Regions from separate parts of the Mus musculus genome. Here region 1 is linked to region 2. Evidence: chromatin loops called from intact Hi-C (ENCODE). Cell type or tissue: heart. All regions are shown on one strand. Each heading gives the region's core, and the rest is flanking DNA. Links, peaks and the distances in the headings are about the cores only. Region 1 holds the start of Luzp1 (leucine zipper protein 1). Region 2 overlaps Luzp1 (leucine zipper protein 1).

The links. Peaks named below come from ENCODE experiments on the same cell type or tissue, not always from the same donor. Only the 100,000 strongest peaks of a DNase experiment are listed, where the experiment ranks them.
Region 1: a loop joins it to region 2, with 3 times the contacts of the local background. A loop is called at or near these places in 8 of 42 quality-filtered maps.

What each region holds. Positions count from the first base shown.
Region 1 is chr4:136,466,651-136,474,983 of GRCm38, forward strand. Luzp1 (leucine zipper protein 1) reads left to right here and starts at 3,111. Exons shown (of 5, transcript NM_024452.2): 1 at 3,111-3,200. In heart, for the core only: CTCF peaks have their summits at 1,281 (motif pointing right), 3,150 and 3,860; DNase peaks (open chromatin) are centred at 2,541, 3,071 and 3,911; H3K4me3 peaks cover 2,920 bases; H3K27ac peaks cover 2,738 bases.
Region 2 is chr4:136,521,873-136,530,205 of GRCm38, forward strand. All of the region lies in intron 2 of Luzp1 (leucine zipper protein 1), which reads left to right. Among named protein-coding and RNA genes, the nearest start is that of Luzp1, 56 kb to the left of the region's middle. In heart, for the core only: a CTCF peak has its summit at 4,733 (motif pointing right); no DNase peak of the experiment used is centred there.

The DNA of each region.
Region 1 (8,333 bases), core at 42-8,041, 55 kb before region 2:
CCTCTTCCTTATGTCAAACCCTAGAGGTCTTCCCCTATGAAATGACTGGGTGAATTTTTTCTCTTTCCATTCCTTTTTCTTTTCTCTCTCTTTCTTCCTTTCTTTTCTTTCCTTTCTCTTCTCTTCTCTTCTCTTCTCTTCTCTTCTCTTCTCTTCTCTTCTCCTCTCCTCTCCTCTCCTCCCCTCCCCTCCCCTCCCCTCCCCTCCTCTCCTCTCCTCTCCTCTCCTCTCCTCTCCTCTCCTCTCCTCTCCTCTCCTCTCCTCTCCTCTTTCCTTCCTTCCTTCCTTCCTTCCTTCCTTCCTTCCTTCCTTCCTTCCTTTTTTGAGACAGGATCTTAAGAATGTCATGTGTTCCAGTGTGGTCTTGAACTCCTGTGGTTACAGGCCTGTACAACTCAACCTGGTGACTGGGAGTGTTCACAAGAATATTATATGACGTTAGAAGCTAGGAATATCATTGATAGTGGTGATTTTGAAAATAAAAATGATAATCACACTGTGCCTGGTGGTTTCTCTATAGTATCACAGATTTTACTTAGTTTTGGAAACAGCATCTCACCCAGGCTTTACACAAACTCATAGTCCTTCCGAAGTGTTGAAATTACAGACATGCATCACTGTGTTTGGATTATCACATTTAATTAATCAACTAATTAACTAATTAACTAATCCTTTGGTGCTGGGAATTGAACCTAGGACTTAGTGCTTGCTAGGCAAATGCTCTACCATTGAGCCAGTTTGCCAAATCTAAACAAATACCACACGGATCACCTATCACAAACGGAGGGACAGAGGCTCAGTGAACTCCTGTGAGCTGGGAAATAGGTTTGTCACATCACAACTCGAGTTTCACAAAAATGTGTGAGTTTCATGCCCAGAATCACTAAGGAACAAATGAACAGTTTGCTTATTTAATTAGAGACAGAGAATTATGTAGCCCAGAACGGCCTCAGGCCCACTAAGTTGCTGGGGATGAGAATGGCCTCAGGCCCACCACGGTGCTGAGGATGGCCTTAACTTTGTTTTAAAAAACCTTTATTTTAAATCCCTGTACTCAGGAGGCAGAGGCAGACCTCTGAGTTTGAGGCCAGCCTCCCTTACAGATCTAGTTCCAGGACAACCAGAGCTACACAGTGAAACCCTGCCTTGAAAACATCGACAACACCACCAACCAACTTTATTTTTATTTATTAATTTTTTCATGTGGATGAGTGTTTTTTTTTAAACGATTTATTTATCATTATATCTAAGTACACTGTTGCTGTCTTCAGAAGCACCAGAAGAGGGCATCAGATCTCATTACGGATGGTTGTGAGCCACCATGTGGTTGCTGGGAATTGAACTCAGGACCTTCAGAAGAGCAGTCAGTGCTCTTAATCGCTGAGCCATCACTCCAGCTCCCATGGATGAATGTTTTGCTTATGTGTATGTATGTGTATCATGTATGTACCTGGTGCCTGCAGAGACCAGAAAAGAGTATTCGATCCTTTGGAGTTGGGGCTGCAGAGTGTTGTGAGCTTCCATGTGGGTGTTGGGACAGAACCTGGCTCCTCTGCAAAATGCTCTAACAAATAGGCTATCTCCCCAGTTCTGAACTCTTTCTTTCTTTCTTTGAGACAGGATTTCACTATGTAGCTCTGGTTGTCCTAGAACTTACTATGTAGACCAGGTTGGCCTAGAACTCACAGAACTCTGCCCGCCCTCTGCCTCCCAAGTGTTGGGATTAAAAGCATTTGCTACTATGCCGGTCTCTGCAGTTGAATTCCTGAGTTTTCTGGCTTTACCTCCTGAGTGCTGGAATTAGAGGTATATGCTACCACATCCAACTATGCAGTGTTTGTGATTGAAGCCAGGGCATTGTGCATACTAGACAAATGCTCTACCAACAGAACTGTATCCCCAGCCCCAAAGGGTACTCCAGGTTGGCCCTAAATGTGTGATTCTCCTGTTTCACCCTCTTCAGCATTTGCCTACCAGCGCTCATGGCCATGGATGGCATTATTTTTTAAGACATGTTTTCTTATTTGTAGCCCTGCTTGTCTCAAACTAGCAATGCACCTGCCTGCTGAGTGCTGGGATTAAAGATAGGAATGTGCCACTGCCACACCCAGCTGGAGGTCAACAGGATACAAGTTATAATGTATCCACGGCCCTGTGAGAGCTGGAGTCAATGCCACCAGGTACAGAGAGCAAAGAGGGTTGGTCTTTTTGCCTTGGGAGAAATAGGAGGACGCACACAGGAGATGAGGTGACAAGCAGAAGGGCGGATGTGGGAAAGCGGTGGGTGTGCTAAGGGAAGTTTGGGTAAACTTCAGAGCGTGTGTATGAAGGTAGGAAGTGAGAATACCAGGCCATGGATTTGGCCTTTGTTCCATAGGCAATAAAGAGCTTACACAAGAGGCGTCTCCAGAGACCAGCCATACTCCTGCAGTCAGAGAGGAAGCAGCTCTTAGCCATCTGTGTCCCGGCTTGTGCAGGCTGCTGGGTGCCAGCGCGTGGGAGGGCGCCCACAGAACGTCTCTGAATGTGGCCTGTGCGCTGCAGGATTTAGGTCCTGAGCTACCTTCAAAGTCCACTTCCCCCCAGGGGTTCTCTTGGCCCTAGTACTTTGTACATAGAAGGCATTGGGGGGACTTTTTGAGACCATGTGGCCCACTGCCGATTCCCATTTTAAAGAAGGAAAAGTAAGGGATATAGATGGGAAAGGACTTTCCTGGCAGCACCTGAGGAATGAATGTGGAGCCAGTGGGACTAGAAGTCATGACCTCTGAGCCACGCCCAGTCCCTTCTCCACACTCACTGAGTAAGAGGTGTTTGGTTGAGCGATGACTTCATTTCAGGCCCTAATCCCTTTGCATGGACGATTTTACTGCACCCTCCCAACGTCTCTGAAAGCGTTTCTTTTGAGCGCGGTCTTGCCTTCCAAGTCAGGTTTCCTCCGGAGCCTAGCCCAGGTCCGGGGCACCTAGCTAGGAAGGCAATGAAAACTTGGCTGGGTTCAAACCTTGGGCTTGGAAGTGGGAGGGCTTAAAAAAAGGACCAAAGGAGGCGTGGCCTGGCATACGCCCCGCCCCGGAGCGCTGACGCCACACAAGGCCCCGCCCCTCATTGTCAGTCTGGGGGAGCCTGAGCAGGCGCCGGCCGCTGGGAGCGGAGCGCCGGATCCTCCGGCGGCGGGAGCGCGGGCCGCAGCCGCTGAGGTGAGGCGGCGGCGGGAGTGTGGCGAGGCGGGCGGCCTGGGAGTCCGGCTTGTGTGCCGGGGGTGAGGGGGTCTCGGCCGGGGTGTCCCGGGGACGGCGGGGAGTGCGCGCGGGTTCTGGAAGCGGAGCCGGGAAGGGGAGGTCTCCGGTGGGCCAGCCGGAGAGAGTGTGGCTGGAGTTGGAGGGAGAGACTCAGAGATTTTTTTTTCTTCCTGAGGAGGGGGAGGGACGTTTCTGAGGAGACTGGGGAGACGCCGAGTGAGGGCGAGCGCGGCTGTGGCGGCCAGGGAGGGAGGCGTCGGGGTCCTCGCCGGGCTCCGCGGGGCGGCGAGCCGGGAGGAAGGAAGTGAGCGGACAGGAAGGGCCGCGGCCGGTGTGCGGGACGCGACGCGCGGGGGGCCGGGGAGAGGCCCGCGGCGGCCCCGGGGCGTCCGCAGCTGTCGGCCCCGGGGCTGCGGCCCGCCCGCCCGCCCGCGCGGCTCCCGCCGGCGCGCTGCTCCCGTCTCGCGGGCCAGACCGCCGCGGCCCGGGAAGGAATTCGAGGCATTCGCTTTGTTTAAGTTGCCAGTCGACAGTCCCGAGGACTAATTAATGGTGGAATCTGCAGGGGCACTCGGGTAGCCGCCGGCCCCCTCCCGCCGCCGCGGTGAACTTTCCGCAGCGCGCACCCCGCCCCGCGGCCCGGCAGGGAAGGGAGCCATGGCTTCCCGAAGCGCAGGAATGAAGTGCGGTTTCGGGAGCCGCTTTTGGCCTGCGGCTGGCCAGGCGACTAGCGAGGTGGAAGCCGGCGTCCCGGGCACGGGCACTGGCACGGCGGGGCTGGTGGGTTCCGCAGCCCGGTGGGGACCTCTCCGAGGTGCCTGCGGTTTCTGCTAATTACCTCGCAGGAGCCTCAGCCGGCCGAGAAAGACCCATCTTGCTATGGAGCATCTGTTTCTTCATCGCGTCAGCCCCTTTCCTAACACTGCAGAGCTTGTTGTGGCTTGTTTCGGAAATGCCGAGGCGGGTGCTCACACTTCGGGGTGGGAGAGGGGAAGAGAGCAGGCAGCCCCCCCCCCCATCCCCCTTCACACACCTCCAAAAAAAAAAAAAAAATCTCCGCAGTGTTCTTTAACCGAGCAGCTTGCAGATTCTCTGTCGCACCTTCGATGACTTGAATGACCTTGGGGGAAAGGATTGTGCTTCTGAGCGCCTCGTGGTGGCTTTTCTGTCCATTCAGGAGAAAATAACTCTCTGGACCTCAGTGCCTTTTGGAAGATATTTTTGAGATTTGGGGTTTGTTCAGGGTATTTCTTTTTGTCCTTTTTATTTTATTTTTTTTTCCAACTGCTGTCTGTGGTTCTGGCTTAAGGATCTGGACTAGTGACAGAGCCGGGAAGAATTCAGATCACCTAGGAAGATTTAGCAACCCCAGATGAGGGGAGGCTATTTCCTCTGGGAAAATCTGTACAGTATGTTCCAGATTGCCTTCTGTCACTTTGTGTGCAGCTTTGGTGGCATTTGTGTGGTTAAATTCTATAACCCCCTTAGAAAATTCTTCTCTTGTTAGAAATAATTGTTTTGCACAGAATTTCCCCTTGGGGCAGATTAAGGTTTTGCTCAATTTACTCGGAAGAATTTTCCAGGTTTCTAAAATTAAATCACTTTTCTAAACATAGCAGCTAAAGTTTGAAAAACTAGAAATAGTGGGATGGGTAAGGGATGGATTGGACTATGAAGGCAGGAAGTATAGGTTCACAGCTGACCATCCACTAATAACATGGAGTTTAAAAAAGATTTGTCTTCCTGTGTATGGGAATGCTCACATGAGTTCAGGTGTTTCTGAGGCCAGATCCCTCTCAAGTTTTTGTTATAGGCAGCTATGGTTGGGAGATGCCTGACATGTGTGCTGGAAACTGAACTTTGGTCTTCTGGAGAGCAAGAAGGGTTCTTAAACATTTTGCCCTCTCTCTAGTTCCCATAACATGGATTGTTTGTTAATTAGCCTTCCTCCATATTTTTTTTTAAAGCCTGAAGACCAAGAAAGGAAACTCATACTGTTGAGTTGTCATTCAATAATACTGAGTATTGAGTATATTACGTAGTCATTGCAAGCCTGTGAAGTGCTAGTTGAGCAAATTGAAGGTCAGAATGTAAAAGTGACTATCCCAAGCTCATGCATATAATCAGTAAGTAGTGGTACTGGAATTCAAAAGTCAAGTCAGCTTGGAAAGCCCACAGTTCTCTCCACCATGCTGCCTTGGGAACTGAGGAACTTAGTTTCTGCATTTTTAAGTCAGCCCACTGGGTCACTGAGGTCCTTAGAGTAAGTCACTCAAGTATTTTACAATAAGTAGCCTTCTTCCAGAGTGTTGTCAGTATGCTTTGGTGGCATGTTTTTTGGTACAAAGACTATATAAAAATATATACTTTATATAGTAGATGCTTAATGTTTTGCTTATGTTGGATTAAAACAATGAATGTATTACGTTGCTCATAATTTCATCTATATAATGGAACTTGGTAGAAAGTTGTAATGATCCTACAGTAGAGGCCACCATTAAGGTGACATTCAGGATCCAGAAATTAAAACATTTTCATGTAACAGTTTTGGGACAGTAATAACTCAGTAAAGCACACTGCTTGTGTGACTCAGATAATCCAACCTGCAGGATTTGCTACAAATTTTGATGCACATAATCGACAAAATTTATTTGCTGAGTGAATGAATGTATGTTATTGATATATAATTTATATAAGATATAATTAGCCAGTGTTAGGTGTATAGTTTGAGCTTTGCTAAAGTTATAGAGTTGTACAGTTGTGAAGTGATTACCTTTATTCTTTTAAATTTTAAGGAATTGGTAACAGATTGATCCCAAGGAAGGTTAGGTTTCTGCGCTTAGATTTTATACTGTGAAATCAGAATAAACACTAGGGTGTCTGTATGCCAGGTTGGTAGGAAATAGGGAAACCTTAAATATTTAATGCTGAGCATAAGAGATGAAGTAATGATTATATTTGGAAAGAAGTAGATTTTGGTTACTTCAAGGTCAAAGGATATATTTTTGCTAAAAGTAACCCTAGTTAAAGCTTCATTTTATTTTATTTGTTTTGTTTTTTGAAGACAGGGTTTCTCTGTGTAGCACTGGCTATCCTGGAATTCTGTAGACCAAGCTAGCCTCAAACTCCCAGAGATCTGTCTGCCTCCCAAGTGCTGTGCCACCACCATCTGGCTGTAGTTCCTTCTTGTTGTTGTTTTTTAATGATTTACTTTTATGTGCACTGGTGTTTGGCCTGCATGTATGTCTGTGTGAGGGTTTGGTTCTTCTGGAACTGGAATTACAGACAGTTGTGAGCTGCCATATGGGTGTTGGAAATTGAACCAGAGTCCTCTGGAAGAGCAGCCAGTGCTCTTAACAGCTCTTCTCCAGCCTCTTGAAATGTTAACACGTTCACATAATAATGCTTAAGGGTAGAGAGGCTGTGAGATGTTTGAATGTCTTGCCTTCCCACTTGTAACAGATTGATCTCTGACTTACTTTAGCCAATATTTTTCAAAGGAGAGGATATATTAGGCAGAACTTGTGGCTTGCTAGGAAGACTTTTCTTTCCTTATATTTTTCTTGAGTCACTAAACTTGACTCAAGTTGCTGTGTTGCTCAAGTCTGTCTTAGGAAATGCTAAAACCTTACCTGCAGAGCTTTTAGATGCCAGAGTCTAGAAGTAGCCACAATTCTATTTTTCTCTGTTCTCTCTCGTTTTTATTTATATTGTTTAGCCCTCCATTTCCATCTGTGAGTTTGTCTGAGGATGAAAACTCTTGTTAGCATCAACTATTGTCCTTTCTTCCTTAGACTATTAGAAAATAATAATTAAATTAAAATACCCTCCAGACTACTCAACATTTTGGGTGACTGTAGGGAGAAAATTATAGTAGCTTACTTCATAGTTATGAAGTAGTTATCCTCATTTTATACATCAAGGAGCTGAGCTCAGATCAGTTACTTCTAGACCCTGTGAGGGGCAGACATTCTACTCTAGTGTAGTGGTGGGGGTAGCTCAAAGAACACACTTTAAGATTTTTTTTGGGGGGGCGGGGTTTCGAGATAGGGTTTCTCTGTGTAGTCCTGGCTGTCCTGGAACTCACTCTGTAGAACTAGGCTGGCCTCGAACTCAGTAATTTGCCTGCCTCTGCCTCTCAAGTGCCGGGATTAAAGACATGTGCCACAACGCCTGGCACACTTTTAAGATTTTAAGATGTTAAAATTGGAGGTGCAGTATAGTAGGCCTGATGCTGCTGTGCTAACGAATTTGTAGCTCATCTTTTATTGCACAATTCCTTCTCATACTCAGCATTTATTATTTTTAAGTATAGTACTTTGTATTCATTTACTGTTTGAGCCACTCCTTCCCTTTACACATGATCCAAAGTTCCCATCTCTGTAGTTTGTTATCCAGGAACTTCATACTTGGCCTGGGCCCTCGCTTTGTTTTATCTGGACAGTCTTATTTAATTATTTAATTTTAGTTTTGAGACAGGGTCTCATATAGCCCAGGGTGATCTCAGACTCACTGTATAGCTAAGGACGTAGTGGGGGGTGGGGGAGAAAGTATGTTTATATGTGTGTTGTAGGGGATTACATATTCTGAGTAAGTGTTTTGCCAAGTTTTTCTTTCTTCTCTTTCTCACATATGATGGGTAAGTGCTCTTTTACAGAACTGTATCCCCAGCCTGTTCTTACCTTGTGTTTTGAGATAGTTGTTAACTAAGTTGCCTGGGTTTAAACTTACTCTGTCAACCCGGGTGACCTTGAACTTCTCTTTTGTAAAGATTTATCTTTGTGTTTGAGAGGGAAAATTCTGTATGTGGGCTCCTTTGTGTAGGCAGGGTGGGAAGAAACAGGAGGAGACTTGGAAAAGGAGGGAGAAAAAGAAAGGGAGGAAGAGCTGAGCAGTACGAGGATTGTGGCATTTGTGAAACCTCTAGATTTTTAAGTTGGTGCTGGGATCTGAACTCTGGTCCTCAGATTTGTATAGAAACAGTTCTTTTTAAAAATCCCTTTAAATTATTATTTTTTTAATAGTGGACTTCATCCTGTCTCTGCTCTGGGAGAGGTTTTTGTTTTTTGTTGTGTTTTTTTTTTTCTTCTT
Region 2 (8,333 bases), core at 53-8,052:
ACATCCACCTTTTGAGAATGTTACTTTCTGGGTTGAGATGGTGGCTCACTTACCTTTCAGAAGCACACCAGAATAAACATTAGAGAAACTTAGACTAACAGCTATTCCTTTGCTCTCTGGGTTTTGTGAGCCCGTCTTTATTGGCACAGGAAGGCTGTGGAGAATAACAATGAACTAGGACTGTGAGGACGAGAACTGAGGAGGGGGGACAGCTAAGGGGTTTCGTGGTCCTCGTCACTTCTGGTGTACTGTGGATAGAGAAAGGACTGGGGGAAAGCTTGGAAAATGTGCAGTGGTCATGGAAATGCCTGGATACAGAGAGAAATCTTGGTAACACTACTCAAGTCAATCCACGCATGAAAAGGACATTGTAAGGACAAGGAGGAACTTGTCATGAGGTAGTGGATAACATATAAACATGTTCTTTACCCTGTGGATCTCAGTCTGGTATAAGTCCGATGGTATTGAGTTTTCATATAATGTGGTTAACATTCGAGGCTGACAAATAGTGAATTCCTGTAGAGCCTTCAAAGATGGAATGAGTTTTCTGGTGGGGAAGTGTCTGTCCTTCTTGTCATTAGAAGTGCTTAGACGCCGGGCGTGGTGGTGCATGCCTTTAATCCCAGCACTTGGGAGGCAGAGGCAGAGGCAGAGGCAGAGGCAGAGGCAGAGGCAGAGGCAGAGGCAGACAGAGGCAGGTGGATTTCTGAGTTCGAGGCCAGCCTGGTCTACAAAGTGAGTTCCAGAACAGCCAGGGCTATACAGAGAAACCCTGTCTCAAAAAAAAAAAAAAAAAAAAAAGAAAGAAAGAAAGAAAGAAAGAAAGAAAGAAAGAAAGAAAGAAGTAAAGAAAGAAAGAAAGAAGTGCTTAGACAAGAATTGATGATGAGTTACTAAGACAACTTGTACATTGAATTCTTTCCACTTTGAAAAGTGCCTGTCCCAACAACTCTATAGTGTGAAGCAGACACGTAAGACATAGAAGTGAATAAACATAGCCATATTTCAACTAAATTATTTATAAAATCAGGCAAGCTGCTCAGTTGGTAGAATGTTTGTTTATCATGCCCAGGTTTAGTCCCCAGGACCAACCTAAGTCTGTATGGTTGGTTATATATCAAACTGCAAAGAAGTTTGCTGACCCCTGCTATAAATGACTGTTGGGAACAGGAAATGAATCATGGCAACTATGTTGGGAGAAGGGGCAGGGCAGGATTTTTTATGTTCTATTTCAGATCTTCCTGATCTGCAAGGGCAGGAAGAAGAGCTAGTTTCTAAAGGGCTAGCTAGGTTCACTTAGAAATAGGTTTAAGGGGCTTAGGATGTAGCTCAGTTGGTGAAATGCTTGTTTAGCATGCCCAGGTTCAGGTCCCCAGTACCACATAAGCCAGGTGCTATGATATATACCTATATAGTCTTAGCACTTGGGAAGTAGAGGCAGAGGGTCTAAAAAATTCTAGGCCATCCTTGGTTACATACTGAGTTCAAGGACAGCATGAAATAAACAAGGCCCTGTTCTTGGTTTTGTGTTTTGTTTTGTTTTGTTTTGTTTTGTTTTGTTTTGTTTTAAAGAGGCTTAAGAAGTTTGGCAAAAATGATCTGCCAAATGGAAATACAATTGATATCTTTCTAATATTAATCAGAACTGAGGTAGATATTGATGTGAGAGACATTGGCTGTAAAAGATGGAACTGATGGTTGGTACATGCCCATGACCCAGGCACATGGCAGGAGCATTATGAATTTGAGGCTAGTGTGGGCTACATGGTAAGTTCCAGGAGCACTTGGACTCTAGAGTGAAAGTGTGGAAATGAAACCCTTTATTTATTTACTTATGTATACAGAAGAGGGCATCAGATCCCACTACAGATGGTTGTGAGCCACCATGTGGTTGCTGAGAATTGATCTCAGGACCTCTGGAAGAGCAGCATGCTCTTAACTGCTGAGCCATCTCTCCAGCCCTCTCTGTGAGTTCTTGATCTTCTTGCCCCAGTTTCCCAAGTGCTTGGATCACAGTAGAGTGACATTATGCCCAGTAGGGATGGTTTTATTTTTTTAAAAAACCATTGTTTTACCTTTGGCTATGTCTGTCTTATTTTTTCAAAGACAAAGGAGAAGCTCTTAATTTTTTTATTCTTGCACTTCACAGAAGTCTGGGTACATCATAGATGTGCCATAAATATTTACTGAATAATGAATCATCTGCAGAGAGCAGGGAAACATTAGGAAGAAAGGAATCTTTTCTCTTTTGTAGACAGCCCAGGATACAGCACCTCCACTGCTTTCTCCAGATAGGAGATGTGTATTAAAGAAATTAAAGGTATGTAGTTTGAGGCCAGCCTGGTCAATAGTGAGTTCCAGGACAGCCAGGACTATTTAGAGAGACCCTGTAACAAAAAACAAAAACAGAAAAATAAATGTATAAAACTATTCTAAGGAGTAGAGGAAGATTCAGAAATACTTTTTGTTCTTACCAGCCCAGTGATAATATTTGGGCAGCCTATAAGGAGTGGTTTCAGCAGTTTGTCCCAGTTTCCATGGCGCAGACCTGCAGTCTTGAAGGGGCACAATATGATGGTTAAGCCACTGAGCAAGTGGGTACAGGGCTTGGGTGTGATCTTTTAGAACATGTGTCCAGGACCTGATAACCTGTTCCATCTGATCCACTCATTTCCTCCGTTGTAACCCATGAACAGTTAGTTCCTTGGTATTACTTAGTGTTGTCTGTTAAAGGCCAGTGTCTGGCCAGACACTGAATCATTAGGAAGTTCATTCAGCCACTCACAGTCACTAAGTTTAAAGCATTTATTGTGTGCTAGGCTCCTTGCTGAGTACTGAGAATTCAGAATACAAATAAGAAAGCAAGTAGGGAGGAATATACTGAGTAAATAAAACTCATACATATACAGTGTTGTGAGCATTTGTCTGACATGCTCAAGGCCCTGGGTTCAATCTCCAGTACTTCTACCACTACAACCAGCTAAAAATGAGACTTAACATGCAGGCTGAAGACAAGGCTAGAGAGAGGTGGGCAGGCAAGGCCAGAACATGCAGGGCTTCTTGGTTTAATTGGAGAATTTGGACTTTAACCTAAGAAGAATAAGAGCCTTGAAAAGATTTCAGATAGGAAATGTAATGCTCTCTTTTTAGTGTCAATTAAGTACTTGTTGGTTGTTAACTGAGTTTAGCTTTTTCATTCCTGTGCTATACTGGTTGAGTCTCCACACTCAATTTTGAACAGAAGATAGAAAATTAACACTAAAATCCAAATGGAGGGACTGGCAAGATGGCTAAGTGCACTTGTAGAGGACTAGAGTTCATTTCTTGGTACCCATGCTGGGCTGTGACACCATAGCTGCATGTAACTCCAGCTCCAGGAGGTCCAGTTCCCTCCTCTGGCCTTCTAGGTACCCTCACAGACACGCACACTCACAAAGAGATATACACATAACTAAAAACATCTAAAAAGAAAAATTTAATCCACATGAAAACAGTAGTCAGGTTCCTGAACTTTTTATAATTCAGAATAGTGGTAATTTATAGATGGAGAAGTGCTAAAGTTTCATATCTATATTAGTTCTTTTCCTGTTTCCAGAATAAAATATTCTGATTCTTAAAAAAAGTTGAGAAAGGATTATTCTGGCTTACACTTAGAATGTTCCCTTATGGTGAAGAAGTCAAGGCTGGTCACACTGAATCTACAGAGCTAATCCCGGGGAATTGTTCCATTCACCTCTAGTGTGGGTCTTCCCCTTTCAGTTAATATAATCATATAATCAAGACAGTTCTCACAGGTCTGCCTGGAGATTTGTTGGATACCAAATTGTTATCAAGTTGACGAATAAATATTAACTATTATAATTTCCTCTTAAGATATTTGTTCATGAAAAGTTCAGTGTAAAGTGGTAAAAGGGAATGTTTGGAGAATGTCAGTTGAGGGTAGGCCGAGGCCCTTCTGTTCTGTTTTGGTTTTGTATGGGGTCCTCACTATGTTTCCTAGGCTGGTCTTAAGCTCCTTAGTTTAAAGAATCCCCTTGCTTTAGACTTCTGAGTAGCTGGAACTACAGAAATACTATCATGCCTAGGTGTGTGGGTTTTAAATTTTTTTTTTCACTATTGAACCTGGTATGGTGGTACACACTTGTAATCCAATACTTGGGAGGCAGAGGTGGGTGGATCTCTGTTAGTTTGAGACCAGCTTGATCTACAGAGAGAGTTCCAGGACAGCCAGGACCACACAGAGAGACCCTGTCTCGAAAAATGAAAGCAAACAAATTATTATTGTGATGTTGTATATCATGGAGTTCACCTCTACATTGTACAATTTAATGGTTTTAAGCATATCGACAATGATGCATTGCTTTTAAAGCTTCTCGTAGAAACATGGTGTTATTTGTCTTCTGGTAACTGTTAAGTTAGTATAAATCCTTTAATAATTCTTTATCCTTTCTATTACTGAACATATGAAATTTGTGGAGTCCCTAATCCCCCAACTAGTGTAAAAATAGTTAAGGCTTTTGCTGTGCCAGTGGACAAATAGCCAAAGGAAAGCGACTTGTTCCCTTCAGTTTTGGAGAATGTGGAAGCATGTAGGCTATGGAGAGATGGGAAAGAGTCTAGAAGAACTTAGAGGAGAGAAGAGAGCTGTACCATAGACGGGGCAGAGTGATGGATGATCCATGTTTGATGGTAGCAATTTCTCCCAAGCATTGCTGTTCTATAAGAGCTGTGCACGGGCTCCATCTGATGGCTCAGACCATGTAGTGCAGCCACCAGATGGAGCCCGTGCACAGCTCCAGAAGGCATTTGGTATTTCAAGCCTCAGTTGCAGTTGAATTGTTGGGAGTCAGTTTTACTATAAGATGCTGGCTGTTCTCTTATAGGTTAGACTGTGTTTTTTAATTTTTTATTAGATATTTTCTTCATTTACATTTCAAATGCTATCCCAAAAGTCCCCTATACCCTCTCCCCGCCCTGCTCCCCTACCCACCCACTCCCACTTCTTGGCCCTGGTGTTCCCCTGTACTGGGGCATATAAAGTTTGCAAGACCAAGGGGCCTCTCTTCCCATAGCTACATATGCAGCTAGAGACACGAGCTCTGGGGGGTACTGATTAGTTCATATTGTTGTTCCACCTATAGGGTTGCAGACCCCCTTAGCTCCTTTGGGTACTTTCTCTAGCTCCTCCATTGGGGGCCCTGTGTTCCATCCTATAGATCACTGTGAGCATCCACTTCTGTATTAGCCAGGCACTGGCATAGCCTCACAAGAGACAGCTGTTTACCAGGGTCTTTTCAGCACAATCTTGCTGGCATATGCGATAGTGTCTGTGTTTGGTGGCTGATTATGGGATGGACTGCCCCTAATTTCAAATCCTGATTCTGTTGCTGTTTCCAGCACTATTCTGTTAAATAGTGCTGAACCCCTGCGACCCTGCACATGTGGTACTGGAGATGAAACACCAGTCTTCACATATGCTGGACAAAATGCCTTACAACTGAGACATCTCCTCAGCCCTACTGGTGTCGTGCTGGCAATACTTGTGGCATAATTGTCTTGATAGATCCACCTGTGTTAGTCTTACTTTTTGGAAGCTTCCATTACACTATGTGCTATGCACTCTTGTGATTTTCCACTTGCCTCACAGATGCTTTGTCCCCTTTGCTATATTTTCATCCCTGTGAGCATTGGGGTTTAGACAGTTGGTGTCTTATTTTCTCTATATTTTTCTAAGCCATCTGTTTTTGTTGACTCACAGATTTATATTGTAAGAATACCTCTCTTCTGAGCTCTGACCCTGCTTGTGTGTTTATGGGCTCTATTGTCTTTGATTGACCATTAACCCCTCACAGATAATGTTTTAAACTTATCTTCCTTTTCTTACTGTTCCATCTATACTTAATTTCATTGGACTTAGGACAGCACTGTCCTACAAATTCAGGCCAGCAACCTTGGTCTGAAGCATCCTTAATTTCTTGCCTGTCTTATACATCATGTGCAGTCTAGGAACAAAAGCATGGGGTTCTCCCTTCACCTGGCCAGAGTTCTGACCACTTCTTAGTGTCTCTGTTATCAGCCACACTGGCTTTTGCTTGGAGTATCACAGTGCTTCCTGTTTGGTCTTCCTAGTCAGATTCTTTAGTAGTCTTTTGAAAAAACCAGGGCATTTATATTGATTTTCATCATGAGCTAGTCCTAATAATTACTATCACCCAACTTATTTATATACTAACTTTAACTTTTTAAAAAAGTTTTTTGAGACAGGGTCTACAAAATTATTTAATATAAATATTTCAAGGCTCCACCTCAATATCTAGGCAGTCTATCTTATCTATTCTAACCCCTCAACTAGTTTGGCTACCTACTAGTCAAAATCCCAATAATACTTGCAACTTGGGACTTCCATATTTCTGCTAAACTCTCAAGAATTCTTTCCACCTTACTCAACCTGACTGATCTCTTCCTCCTTCCCCTGGCTGGCAGAAGTCCTGCCCTATTCTCTGTTTTGCCCAGCCATTGGGTAATCAGCATTTATTGACAAAGCAGAGAATAAATGGTAAGAATTGTTTACACAGACTTGAGAGAGGAGATTCTTGACACAAGTATTACAATGCCATGTCTGGATTGAAATAAAATACGAGGGCGGAGAAGTCAGCGTTTGAATAATACAAGGATAACCTTTACACAGTGCATTATGTCTACATTCCACCTTTTTTGTCTAATAAAAAACAAATATTAGACAGAAGACTCATAATAATCTATATACAGTGATAACAATTATTATGACTAATCAGGTAAGATTCATGTTATATCTAGTCCATAACTATTTGCCAATTTTGTAGTTATATTCTATTGTCCATCCTAACTTGGTGAATTTAGAGTTTTGTACCTAAATCATTTTCTATCATAACTTGTCTTATTGACCTAAAGCATCTTCTAAGACATAAAACATTTTCTTAAATCCTATATAATTTAAGATTTATTCTGAAACTTTATCTAGTCTTTTCCCCTATCACAGACCTGAGAAGGAATAAATATTACTTGAGTATGTAGGAAGTACAGGCCAGCAGCTTCTGAAACTATAGAAATGACAGAGGAGCAGGTTGTCTGGGAAGTCCCCCAGAAATTCTCTAGGATTCTATCTTCAGCCTTCATGCCCAGAATATCTGACAGACCTTTTGTGAAGCAAGAAGTATGAAGGACTGCTTACCCTAACTTGGCAGAGCTTGGCAGTCAACTTCCCTGCATCCTGTTTGTTCTTTCTGGATAGCATTTTGTCTGCAGATGTAGCATGGGCAGCTTTCTGCCCAGTGGCAGCTTGTCACATTTGAGATGAACTCCATATGGAGGTTCTTTGATGCTCTTTTATCTTCTTTGAAGTGGATTAGAGATAACTTCCAGGAGCAGATCTTTCTCATTGTTAGAAAAGATCTCTTAATAATGAAATCATTCTAAATGTCATATTCTGTGGATCTCTGAGGTTTTTGAAGACCATCTATCTATTGAATATCTGAATTGTCACCCACTGTTTATTCTATTTACTATTTGAATAACTGTGAAAACATCTTACTGTAATTAACTCAACTAGTATCTATTATGACCACAAGTTTGATTGCCTGACTTTTAATTCATATTACTTAATTATCCTTAACAGTTTGTAATAGCAGGCTTAAAAGGAATAGAACTTTCATTGTATCTTTAAGAATTATATTGGTACAATATCCCAAATGTTGAAAACATATACATTATGTGCATTAAAAACTTTAAATTTGTATAAATATACAAAACGTTATGCCAGTGTAACAAAATATAACCTTAACTTTTATATCAATATACAAAGATCTATACCAATGTAAGATTATGGCTTAAAAAAAAAGTTGTTTTTTTTTTTAAAGTAAATTCAGTGATCTCTATCCCTTTTTCCTATTATTCTTATAATATTTCTATATTCCCCCTTTCTCTTTTCTCCCTCTCTCCTCCTCTGTCCCCTCCTCCCTAACCCCTAGCTAGGAGAGAAAGAATAATAGAGGAAAGAAAAAGAAAAAAAAAAAGAAAAAAAAATCCCTGAATCTAAATACCGTATTTTGTTTCTTCCCTGTCTAAGACCATAACTACTGTAACCATCCCTCTTTTTTTTTTTTTAAGATTTATTTATTTTATGTATATGAGTAACTGTAGCTATCTTCAGACACACCAGAAGAGGGCATCAGATCCCATTACAGCTGGTTGGAAGACACCATGTGGTTGCTGGGAATTGAACTCAGGACCTCTGGAAGAGCAGACAGTGCTCTTAACCATTGAGCCATCTCTCCAGCTCTAACCATCCCTCTTTT